Regions from separate parts of the Homo sapiens genome. Here regions 1 and 3 are each linked to region 2. The links are chromatin contacts, found by Hi-C or POLR2A ChIA-PET in ENCODE. All regions are on one chromosome and are shown on one strand. The core of a region is the stretch at or near the end of the contact, and the rest is flanking DNA. Distances in the headings are between cores, read along the strand shown. Region 1 overlaps BCL2 (BCL2 apoptosis regulator). Region 2 overlaps BCL2 (BCL2 apoptosis regulator). Region 3 overlaps LOC105372161 (a long non-coding RNA gene).

Evidence for each region. A loop is a pair of places that touch in the nucleus more often than their neighbours do. ChIA-PET counts read pairs that join two places held with the same protein, here RNA polymerase II (POLR2A). Pooled maps may share reads with other maps.
Region 1: a map of CD8-positive, alpha-beta T cell shows a loop between it and region 2 (3-fold over the local background). The contact joins two enhancer-like sites. A Hi-C loop is called at or near these places in 18 of 168 maps with a recorded cell type or tissue (B cell, CD4-positive, alpha-beta T cell, CD4-positive, alpha-beta memory T cell and 12 more), 34 of 37 single-sample maps with no recorded cell type and 18 of 50 pooled maps. POLR2A ChIA-PET finds 5 or more read pairs at or near these places in 24 of 52 experiments (CD4-positive, alpha-beta T cell, CD4-positive, alpha-beta memory T cell, CD8-positive, alpha-beta T cell and 16 more).
Region 3: a loop to region 2 is called in a map with no recorded cell type, with 5 times the contacts of the local background. The contact joins two enhancer-like sites. A Hi-C loop is called at or near these places in 2 of 168 maps with a recorded cell type or tissue (GM12878 and psoas muscle), 36 of 37 single-sample maps with no recorded cell type and 16 of 50 pooled maps. POLR2A ChIA-PET finds 5 or more read pairs at or near these places in 7 of 52 experiments (CD4-positive, alpha-beta T cell, GM12878, activated CD4-positive, alpha-beta T cell and 3 more).

Annotation. Positions count from the first base shown.
Region 1 is chr18:63,195,910-63,199,074 of GRCh38, reverse strand. The region is part of intron 2 of BCL2 (BCL2 apoptosis regulator); the gene reads left to right. Among named protein-coding and RNA genes, the nearest start is that of BCL2, 120 kb to the left of the region's middle. RefSeq lists an enhancer at 1,458-1,517. Within about 2 kb of position 1,299, at least 4 of the 41 ENCODE cell types and tissues checked have a DNase peak (open chromatin) inside an H3K27ac peak, as active enhancers do; they include CD4-positive, alpha-beta T cell, CD8-positive, alpha-beta T cell and natural killer cell, where a contact is called at or near this core.
Region 2 is chr18:63,153,639-63,156,864 of GRCh38, reverse strand. All of the region lies in intron 2 of BCL2 (BCL2 apoptosis regulator), which reads left to right. Among named protein-coding and RNA genes, the nearest start is that of BCL2, 160 kb to the left of the region's middle. RefSeq lists an enhancer at 1,631-1,780. Within about 2 kb of position 1,269, at least 22 of the 41 ENCODE cell types and tissues checked have a DNase peak (open chromatin) inside an H3K27ac peak, as active enhancers do; they include CD4-positive, alpha-beta T cell, CD8-positive, alpha-beta T cell, GM12878 and 1 more, where a contact is called at or near this core.
Region 3 is chr18:63,097,158-63,100,194 of GRCh38, reverse strand. LOC105372161 (a long non-coding RNA gene) reads right to left here. Exons shown (of 3, transcript XR_935570.3): 3 at 3,006-3,037. Among named protein-coding and RNA genes, the nearest start is that of BCL2, 220 kb to the left of the region's middle. RefSeq lists enhancers at 1,118-1,177, 1,208-1,277, 1,308-1,437. Within about 2 kb of position 1,459, at least 5 of the 41 ENCODE cell types and tissues checked have a DNase peak (open chromatin) inside an H3K27ac peak, as active enhancers do; they include GM12878, where a contact is called at or near this core.

The sequences.
Region 1 (3,165 bases), core at 50-2,549, 42 kb before region 2:
CATGTGTTGTGTAGTGTGTGTGTCTTTTGTATGTCTGTGTCTGTATGTCAGTGTGTGTCTGTGTGTGTCTGTGTATGTCTGTGGGTGTCTCTGTGTCTGTGTGTCAGTGTGTGTCTGTGTGTGTCTCTGTGTCAGTGTGTGTCTCTGTGTCTGTGTGTGTCTGTATATGTCTGTGTGTGTGTCTCTGTGTCTGTGTGTCACTGTGTGTCTTTGTGTGTGTCTCTGTGTCTATGTGTGTCTGTGTATGTCTGTGTGTCTGTGTGTCTCTGTGTCAGTGTGTGTCTGTGTCTCTGTGTCTGTGTGTCTCTGTGTCAGTGTGTGTCTGTGTGTGTCCCTGTGTCTGTGTGTGTCTGTGTGTGTGTGTCTCTGTGTGTCAGTGTGTGTGTCTGTGTCTGTTGTGTCTTTGTGTCTGTGTGTGTCTGTGTATGTCTGTGTGTGTGTCTCTGTGTCTGTGTGTCAGTGTGTGTCTGTGTGTGTGTCTCTGTGTCTATGTGTCTGTGTGTCAATGTGTGTCTGTGTCTATGTGTGTCTGTGTGTCAATGTGTGTCTGTGTCTATGTGTGTCTGTGTGTCAATGTGTGTCTGTGTGTGTCTCTGTCAGTGTGTGTCTGTGTGTGTCTCTGTGTCTGTGTGTCAGTGTGTGTCTGTGTGTGTCTCTGTGTCTATGTGTGTCTGTGTGTCAATGGGTGTCTGTGTGTGTCTATGTCAGTGTGTGTCTGTGTGTGTCTCTGTGTCTGTGTGTGTGTCTCTGTGTCTGTGTCAGTGTGTGTCTGTGTGTGTCTCTGTGTCTATGTGTGTCTCTGTGTCAGTGTGTGTCTGTGTGTGTGTCTCTATGTCAGTGTGTGTCTGTGTGTGTTTGTGTGTGTCTGTGTGTGTCTCTGTGTGTGTGTGTGTGTGTATGTCTGTGTGTGTGTGTCTCTACATCTTTGCGTATACAGGGGCATAGCATAGTCATGCAAAACCGTCTTCCTTCAACTCATAGTTCTCTCCTTCCTCAACCAGAAGCCACTCTGCTTTGTTGTGAAAACAAATAAACTACTTTCTTACAAAAGAAAGACCAAATAACCTGAAAAGCTCAAATAAAATCCACCTTATGATACAATATTAAGAAACAGAAATTTTCAATGGAGAAAATCCCACACCAGACTGAGGAAGACAGATCAGTTTAACTGGAGTCTCTGTTTGTTTTATATTTCTTTTCTACTCTCCACTCCCATTTGCCAACAAAACTATGCTCTCTCACAGGGGACAGGTTCACCCCTCAATGTCTGACTAACATGCTTTTCATTTGAATTCAAAATATTTGGTGACGATTGGCAAAGAATGAGGATGGGAAATTGAATATTACATCATCTTATGAAAGCTTCCTCCTCCCTCACTTCCTTCTTCCTTTCTTCCTCCTTTCTCTCCCTTTTTCCCTCCCTCCTTTCCTCTCTCCCTTCCCTTTTCTGTTCCTGCTGTGACCGTTCCCCTGATTGAGCAGACGTGGACATGGGGGAGTCAACTGTAGGAGTGACTGGCGCCTCACAGACACCGTCCTCTGAGGTAGCTGTCACCAGAGGATTGTCACTGAAAATGCAAGAAGAGTTTGGCATTTGATTGCATTCTGCACAATTCAAGCAGGACAAATTGCTGCAGAAGATGACACCAGAAATAGCCACCATGTAGTGGGTTCTCACCACATGACAGACACGGTGCTGCTATAAGCTTGTGACTTGCACTGTCTGAGCCCTGAACACCTGTAGCAGGTACGAGCATTTGCTCCATTTTCAGACCAGGAGACAGCAGCTCAAAGAAAGTGAACGATTTGTCAGTGGTCACACAGCTAGGAAGTGGCAGGGGGCGCTTAGCCGGGTTGGACTCTGAAGGTCATGCAGCATCTTTACACAGACCCAAACCCTTCAAATCGATTTCCACCCATGTGTGTTTGGCAGCCACATGTCAACAAGCCATAACTTTCTTACCTATTTCGGGAAAACATTATTTTCTCTCACCTGTATTTATCGTCATCCTATTTCTGTTGCAAGAAATCAAAACGTGAAGAAGATAGATTTGAAGAAGACCTTTTTTTGGCTACTTCTGATGATGAGATGCAGTTAGGAAGATGGAGTTCAGATGCTAAAATATTGGAATTTCTGATTGATGCATATTCATGGTTAGAGGGAAAGTAAGTTGCACTGTGGAGTTAAGAAATCTGAGAAATACAGGAAATCCAAGCTGAGAAAAACTCATAACTATGATGTTTCCATGTGCAGGAAACTTCAGGTCCTTCTGCGCCCAACCTTCCTGGAAAGCTTTTATTTAAAAAAGTTTTTAAAATTTTTATTTAGTTATTTTTAATTGACAAACAAAAATTGTATATAAAGGCTTTTGTATTTTATCCCGTATGATAAAGGGCCGCACGGTTCTTTCTTGATGCCTGAGTTAAGTGAGCATATTAACAGCATGCAGCGTTCAGCTCTCATTAATTTTCAATAGGCTCATTTACCTTTGACCCTTTTATTTCAAAGCCAAAAAAAAGACCATACATAGAGAGAAACGATTGCATTATAGCTCCTCCTTCAATATGAGTCGCTCAATCTCTAATGGTTTCTTTCCATCGAGAAGAAGGTTTTAGTAACCAAGTGACTAAGTTACCTAGCTAAACTCCCCCCTCCTTCTTTATCAATACTTAATTAGTATTGATGCTTTTCTTGGCTAAATCTCATTTCAGAGCCTGCACAACTGAACTTTTTCCATAAATGAACCTTTTAAAATGTGTATTTGAAATATCTTTCAGCCTAAGAAAATAGTTTTTAACAAGTTATGCATTGATTTCCTCTTACTCTGAAATATTTCTCAAGTGATTTTTCCTGAAAGATTCTTTGTGGTTCATTGAACACAAAAAACAAACCGTGTACCAGGTCTGGTAGAGGTTACAGGGATACAGATAACTTGGCATTTGTTCCCAAGGAGCTTAGGTCTCCAAGAGGAAATAAGACACTTCGACAAATAGCCACAAGGTAAAATAGAGAATTGTCCAGTGCTGTAATTTAACTGCTGATTCCGCTGTACCTAAAAGCTGGTTAAATTATAGTTTTATTGAATGCTAACAAACTCTTATTCCCCTCCTGCATGGAATTTTAAAAACCTTTTATTTTCTCTGGGCTATAATTATGGTGACCAC
Region 2 (3,226 bases), core at 20-2,519:
CCTCCTGGGCAAGCGTTTCTACCTGGATCCCTGGCTGCCCAGGAAATTGGGGAATGAGGGCTTTGGGTGTGGAGTCCCCTTGGCCATTATGAAGTCCATGGGGTTGCAGTTACTGAGCAGAGTTAGAGGCATTCCTGCACCCCCACCCCCAACCCACAACGTCTGGACTTGGGAGGAGATTCCTTGGCTTCTGAAAGAAGCTTCTGTTTCTGTTTACGTAAACATCAGGTGGACGGGGGAGGTGGACGCCAGGGTGGGACGTTCTTGCAGTGCTCAGATGAGGGTGAGACTGGAGGGGCCAGTACAGGTGTTGGGCATTTGGGTAGCACCTAACAATAATCTAAGGCAGTGGTTCTCCATGGGGATGACTTTGCCTTCCAGGGGACATTTGGCACGGCCTGGAGACATTTCGGGTTTTCACACTAGACAAGGGTTTCCGCTGGCATGTCGTGGGCAGAGGCCAGAGAAGCTGCTAAACATCCTCCAGTGCACAGGGCAGCCCGTCCTCCCCACAACAAAGAATTACCTGACCCAGAATGTCAATTGATCTAAGTTCTAAAGCCTACTAATAGTTTGTAAGTTGAAAGCACTAGATTGACACAAACGGGAAAAGTTATTTGCAGTTTATTTTCCTGAGGGACAATGGGCTGCCACTCCCTTCCATGCTATTGCTGGGCAAGACTCTATGTTGGCTCTTGCTTTCTTCTCCTCTTTGAACACCCCCCTCCCCTGCCAGCCCGTCTGATGCCGTCCAAGCCTTTTTTTTTTTTTTTTTTTGGCTTCTCAGCAAGCCTCATGAATATTAACTGGGACACTCAGGGCTAAAATGATCTCTGGTCTTACTTGAGAAATGCCCTCAAGCAAGAAAAAGAACAAGAGTCCCAAGAACACCAAGTGCCCCTCACCTTGGTCACACCAATGGCCCACACTGGCTGGGGAGGCGGGGAAGGGTCCTGGGAGAGGGAGGATGGGCCTCTAACCTCCAAGGAGAACATGAGTGAGGGCCCCAGGAAGGGAGAGGGTGCGACAAGCACTCTGGAGAAAGAAAGGAGAGGGTTCAAGGTGACCCTGAGCTCGGGGCAAGATCTGCAGGGCCTGCAATTGGCAGAGTGCCTGGCATCTGGCCAAGCAGCCCTCCCTCTCTCTTCCCCGCTCCACCACCTGCTCCTGGTCGCTGCATTGCCGGTTCCTCCCAGCCTCTTCTCACCTGCTCGCTCTAACGTCCGTCTCAGCCAACAGCCCTACTCTTCCCTCCCAAGCCAACAGGGGGAAGCAGAGAGCAGCAGAACAGCCTAAAGGCAACAACGGCAGTCTCTTTACCGCGCCCACCCTGCACTCCTGGGCCCCTGTGGCCTCCACCCCAGCAGCTGGACCCTCCGAGACCCTCCTTTTCCCACCAAGCTCACCCCCACTAAGGGCCCTCCCCACGCAATGCACAGCACATTCCACGCCCACCCGACATCAATCACGTCCTGTCTCGTGACTCATCCGATACTGTTGACTTGCTGTACAGTTTCTCACCTTTGCAAATGAGATTTGTCGCCTCCTCAAGTTGACTGTCCCTGGAGGCCAGGAGACGTGCTGTGGCCCTGCTGTCCCGAGCCTTTCTCAGAGTCTCATGTTCAGCTCAGTTCTGTTGATTGGGGACAAAGGACACTGCCATTTGCCACCTCTGCCCGCCCTGTGCCGACCTCCACCAGACGTTTGGCATCATGAGCCCGTGTCGTTCTCACCCCAGCCTTTGTGGTTGATGTTGTAGCGTCCTCTTATTCTTATAGATGAATAAGTTGAGGCTCAGAGATGTTAGATATCTTGGGTAAGGTGAAGCTGTGACGACTTGAGAACATAACTGAACGTTCTAGGCTCCTTACCCCACACGGTGTTGCCATTCCAGTCCCAGAAGGTCCTGAGGTTCTTTTGAGATGTGTAATGAATCCATCTTCCTTGAGCATAACACAATCTTTATGGACCTGTTTAAATAGTTTTAATTTCCATGTGTTTACTCATTCATTCTGCAAACATGCACACAGCTTTTACAAGGTGCCAGGCACTATCAGAACCTGGGAAAACCAAGATGAAGAAAATGTAGCCAGTGCCCCCAAGGAGGAGAGAGACAGGTGGCAGTGAGTTCACTGGTGAGCCTTGAGGGGGCAGAATAAGAAAAGGGCATGATGGGGAGGTGGGGGCTTGGTCAAGAAAGGCTTCACAGAGGAGGTGGTATTTGAGCTGAGTGTGGAGAGGTGTGCAAAAGGCAGAGTGGCATCCCAGCCTGAGGATGCATGTGAGCCAGGATCTGTAGAGGAACGAGGCTGCAGCTGATGCTGCCAGTAATCACATGGAGTTCAAGGCAAGCAGTGGGTGTGGGGAGAGGGGAGTCTGGAAGCGTGGGTCAGGGCCAGCTCGCCCTGTGGATAACAGGAGCCACTCAGGGCATTTGGATAAGAGAGAGGGACGCAACTGCTTTGTGGGTCTAGCAGACACCCTGGGAATACTCCAGAGGGAAGCTGAATGGGGCAAGATGAGGGAAGATCGGTTGGGAGCTTCTTGCCACTGTCTAGGTAAGCCATGCAGTGGGGTGAACAGAAGTGGCTTCTGTAAGACCAGAAAGAGGAGACATCCTAAGAGACTTCTGTAAGGTGGAGATGACAGTGATGGTGTGTCCATAGGAAAAGAAGAGGGAGGAGTTGAGGATCACCCCGGTTTTTCTGCTAGGATATAGGCTGAGGGCTGTCAAGGGGGCTGATTAGACCCTTAGAGGCAGATTTTGGGAAGGTGTAATCAGTTCCCTTTGTGCTGTGTTGGGTTTGATGTACCTGATGGATATGCAGATCTGTTTGGTCGCAAACTAGGGTTTGAGGTTCAAAAGAGATTCAAGAGTCATGAGCCTAAAGGCTTCACAATAGGGTTATAGCTTAATCCTTTCTGTACTATGAAGACTTCATGAATGTCCCAAAATCCACATTCAGGCCTGCCCTTCCCAGAGTCATCATTGTCTTCTAGAAGCCTAGTTTGTCCCATTTCAGCTGCCCTCCTCTGGACTCACCACTGGCTTTTTGGAGTGGCCAGGTCTGTGTAGAGAATTCTGAATGGACCATTCCAGGTGGGGACCTCATGGCTTAGTACAAGGTCCGATGTTCTTGCTGTTGGGTAGGAAATCCTGCCTTGATGAGTCTCAGGATTTGGCTGGCCGCTCTGCCCTGACGATTTCAAGAAATCACTTCTGCTA
Region 3 (3,037 bases), core at 210-2,709, 57 kb after region 2:
GCTGGGACAGGCCTGGGATGGGGCACTTCCAGGTGCTGGTGATAGACAGGGGCCCACTCCAGCAGTAGTTCTGTTGGCGCTGTGCTCCTTCCCCACCCAGGCTAAGGGTTTGCGCTGCTCCTCTGGAGGCCATGGGACTGGCTGTGCACCTGCAGGCCCATGGTGCAGAGCTACAGGGCACCACAAGCTGTCCACATGCCCACGTTAGAGTTTCACTCAGCCCTTGGCCTCCCAGGGAGAATCAGAGCTGAGTTAATAAGTGAAGCATTTACAGGCCACCTCATACTCTTGAAAGATAAGGAGAGCCCTCAACCTTGTGATAGATAAGCATTGTTCAAGAGCAGAAGTCTCCAGGGAAGACGTCTTGGAAAATCCATGTTTTCTATGGTCAGGGCTACCTTAGCCTCCCAGACCCTCCCAGAAGGAAGTAGAGATAGAGGGCCATGTGTCTGCTGGCCTGGTCTGCCCACTGCACATCGTGGGGCTGTGGGTGATACACTCGGGACACGCTGCACAGCCCGGTCCTGAGCCCTTCCCTGGACTCTGACGGCCCAGGTCTGGCTCTGCCCACAGCCCTGCTTTAGGCCGTGGCTCTTGCATACTTTGGCCTCCTGTGAACATTTAAAAGATGGTGGTGTCTGCCCTCATGCATCTAAATAATAAAAACGTTTCCAAACCACAAGTTTTAAAATCCCACAAAGCTCTGATTTTCTCATGATGACTGGCTGCTGCTGCTGCTTCCGACTTTCCTTCTGCCCTCCTTCACCTCCTCTTTTTCTTCTTCAAGTGTCGAATTCTTTCAAATGTTTGTTTTATTTCATAACCCTGCTTGCTGATGCCCTGAGCGTGGGCTTGCTCTGTTGTTTGGTAGCCCAGTGCGGGCCGTAACCTTGCTCTTAGCAAACAGCTTCCAGCTGGGAGATGTGCCCCTTGGTCACCAGGACCAAACCCAGTTACTAGTTCTGTTGATGCCAACAAGTCTTTCAATTACAGCGATGGGTACAACTGGTCTGCTTAGAATGAACTTGAGCCTGGAGCCCAGAGACCCAGGTGCCAGTCCAGGCTCTGCCTGCAACTGACCAGCCCTCTCTGGACTCAGTTTCCTCATCTGTAAAGTTACTAGAAGGCCACCGTGGTCGTTTCCAGCTTCTGCAGGCCACACCCTTGCTGTCATGGGATTCAGGCCAGGCCTGGACAGCCTGAGACACCTCTGTCCTTACTGCTTCTGGCTTAGTCCTCATCCCAGAGAAGGCTGTGGGTCAAGACAGTGCCAGGAGGTTGGGCAGCCGTCCACTCCCAAACCCAACCAGGGATTGGGATCAAGCAGGGAGCGGGGTACACTCAATGCCCACACCTGATGTGCTAACCACTGGGTGAATTATTTTCACTTCTGTGAACAAGGCCTCTGCTATCGCTTCACCAAGAAGCCGGCCACATCTGAAAACCACCGGTGTTGCGAGTTGTCTTATGGAAAGTGGAAACAGGCAGGATGTGGTTTGAACTGACAAAACACCAAGGCAGCCCATTCCTCAGGAGGGGCTTTAAACAATGGCATGGAGAATGGGGGAGGAGATCATGTCTTCTGACTTGGAGCCAACTGGCCATTAAGGCTGGGCCGGCAAACGAGCTACTTAGGACCAAGATGGTAAAACAACAACAACAACAACAAAACACACGCACAACAACCGAGAAACAAAAACAAATCAACAGTAGTATTCCTCCTTTCAGTAGTAAAACTCTGCATCTATACAGCAACTCCCACACTGAAGATGCTTTCACACTCACTAGGTGCTTGCTCTTGATGACCTGCAGAGACAGGCGGAGCTGTGTTAATATTCCTGTTTTGGGGATAAGAATCCTGAAATAGGATGACGGCTGTGAAGACAGGAAGTGTCAAAGTGGTCCCAAAAGCCAGGACTCCTGAAGCCTGACCCCAATTCAGCATCTAGTTCTCCTGGCCCTGTGTAAACACAGCCCCATTCGAGAAAGGCAGCACTTCCTGTGACACCACAGCACACACCCCCGCCTTGGGTTGGGGGTGCATCCCCCCAAATGGATGCTGCGTGAAGGCAGAGGGCTTGAGGGCTTTACCACATACTCCCTGTGCCTCACACCTCGCTGCCCATTGAGACACTCCACAAAGTCTGATAAATGAACAATTAATTATAAATAATGAAAACACCGAGAGGCCACTCATCTCCAAAGATTTAGGTACAGAATTTGCCCAGCTGTGATAGGATCTTATGCGGAAAAGGTTTCTGTCTTGCCTCCTAAGCCAGTTGGATGAAAAGTCTTTTCCTTGGCTTTCCTGGAAAGGAGAAACATTAATGTGAAAAGACAGGAGTGAAATGAGTTCCTGGAAATTGACAGTGGTCCATTTCTCTGCACCTTAGAATTTGCTGCGCTTGACTCCCTTACGTGCTGGTACCACTCCTGTGAGATAACAGTTTCCCTGTGTTCCATCTGCAAGGACCTTCCTTGGTGTGTTGGTTGACATTTGATGGCTTTGCTGAGAGGTATTGTTTTGAAGAAGGTAACAATCCTAGCGCTCTTGTTGACTGGCTGGCTTAGCCACATTTGGGGTGGTTGTTCTTCTGAATGACTGTGGGGTAAGGGACACAGTGTCTCAGAGTCTCAGTTTCCTCATGTCTAAAATCGGGGCGATGATAAAAGTGTCCATAGCGTGGGTTAGGGTTAGGTCGTAAGGATGGAGTGACGTCATGGCGGGGCCGCTGGGAACAGTGCCTGGCATAGAGCAAGCGCCCAATAAATAGCAGCTATTGTTACTCTTGCAGGGTTCTTTAAGCAGCATAATAGTCTTTAAATCATAAAATCTCAGCCTGCGTTTTTTTTCCTCATAGACATTATCCAGAGCAGCAGACCTTGTTTAATGTTTCCCTGGCTTCCTTCCCTCTGTTTTCAGTCTCTGGGGAGGAGTGGAAAGGAAGGACAATCTCATGCTGCAAACGCCACCTCTGCAAACTCCTTGGATTAATTCACAGCACTCAACTGAAATGACTTTTTATTTTTAGCACAC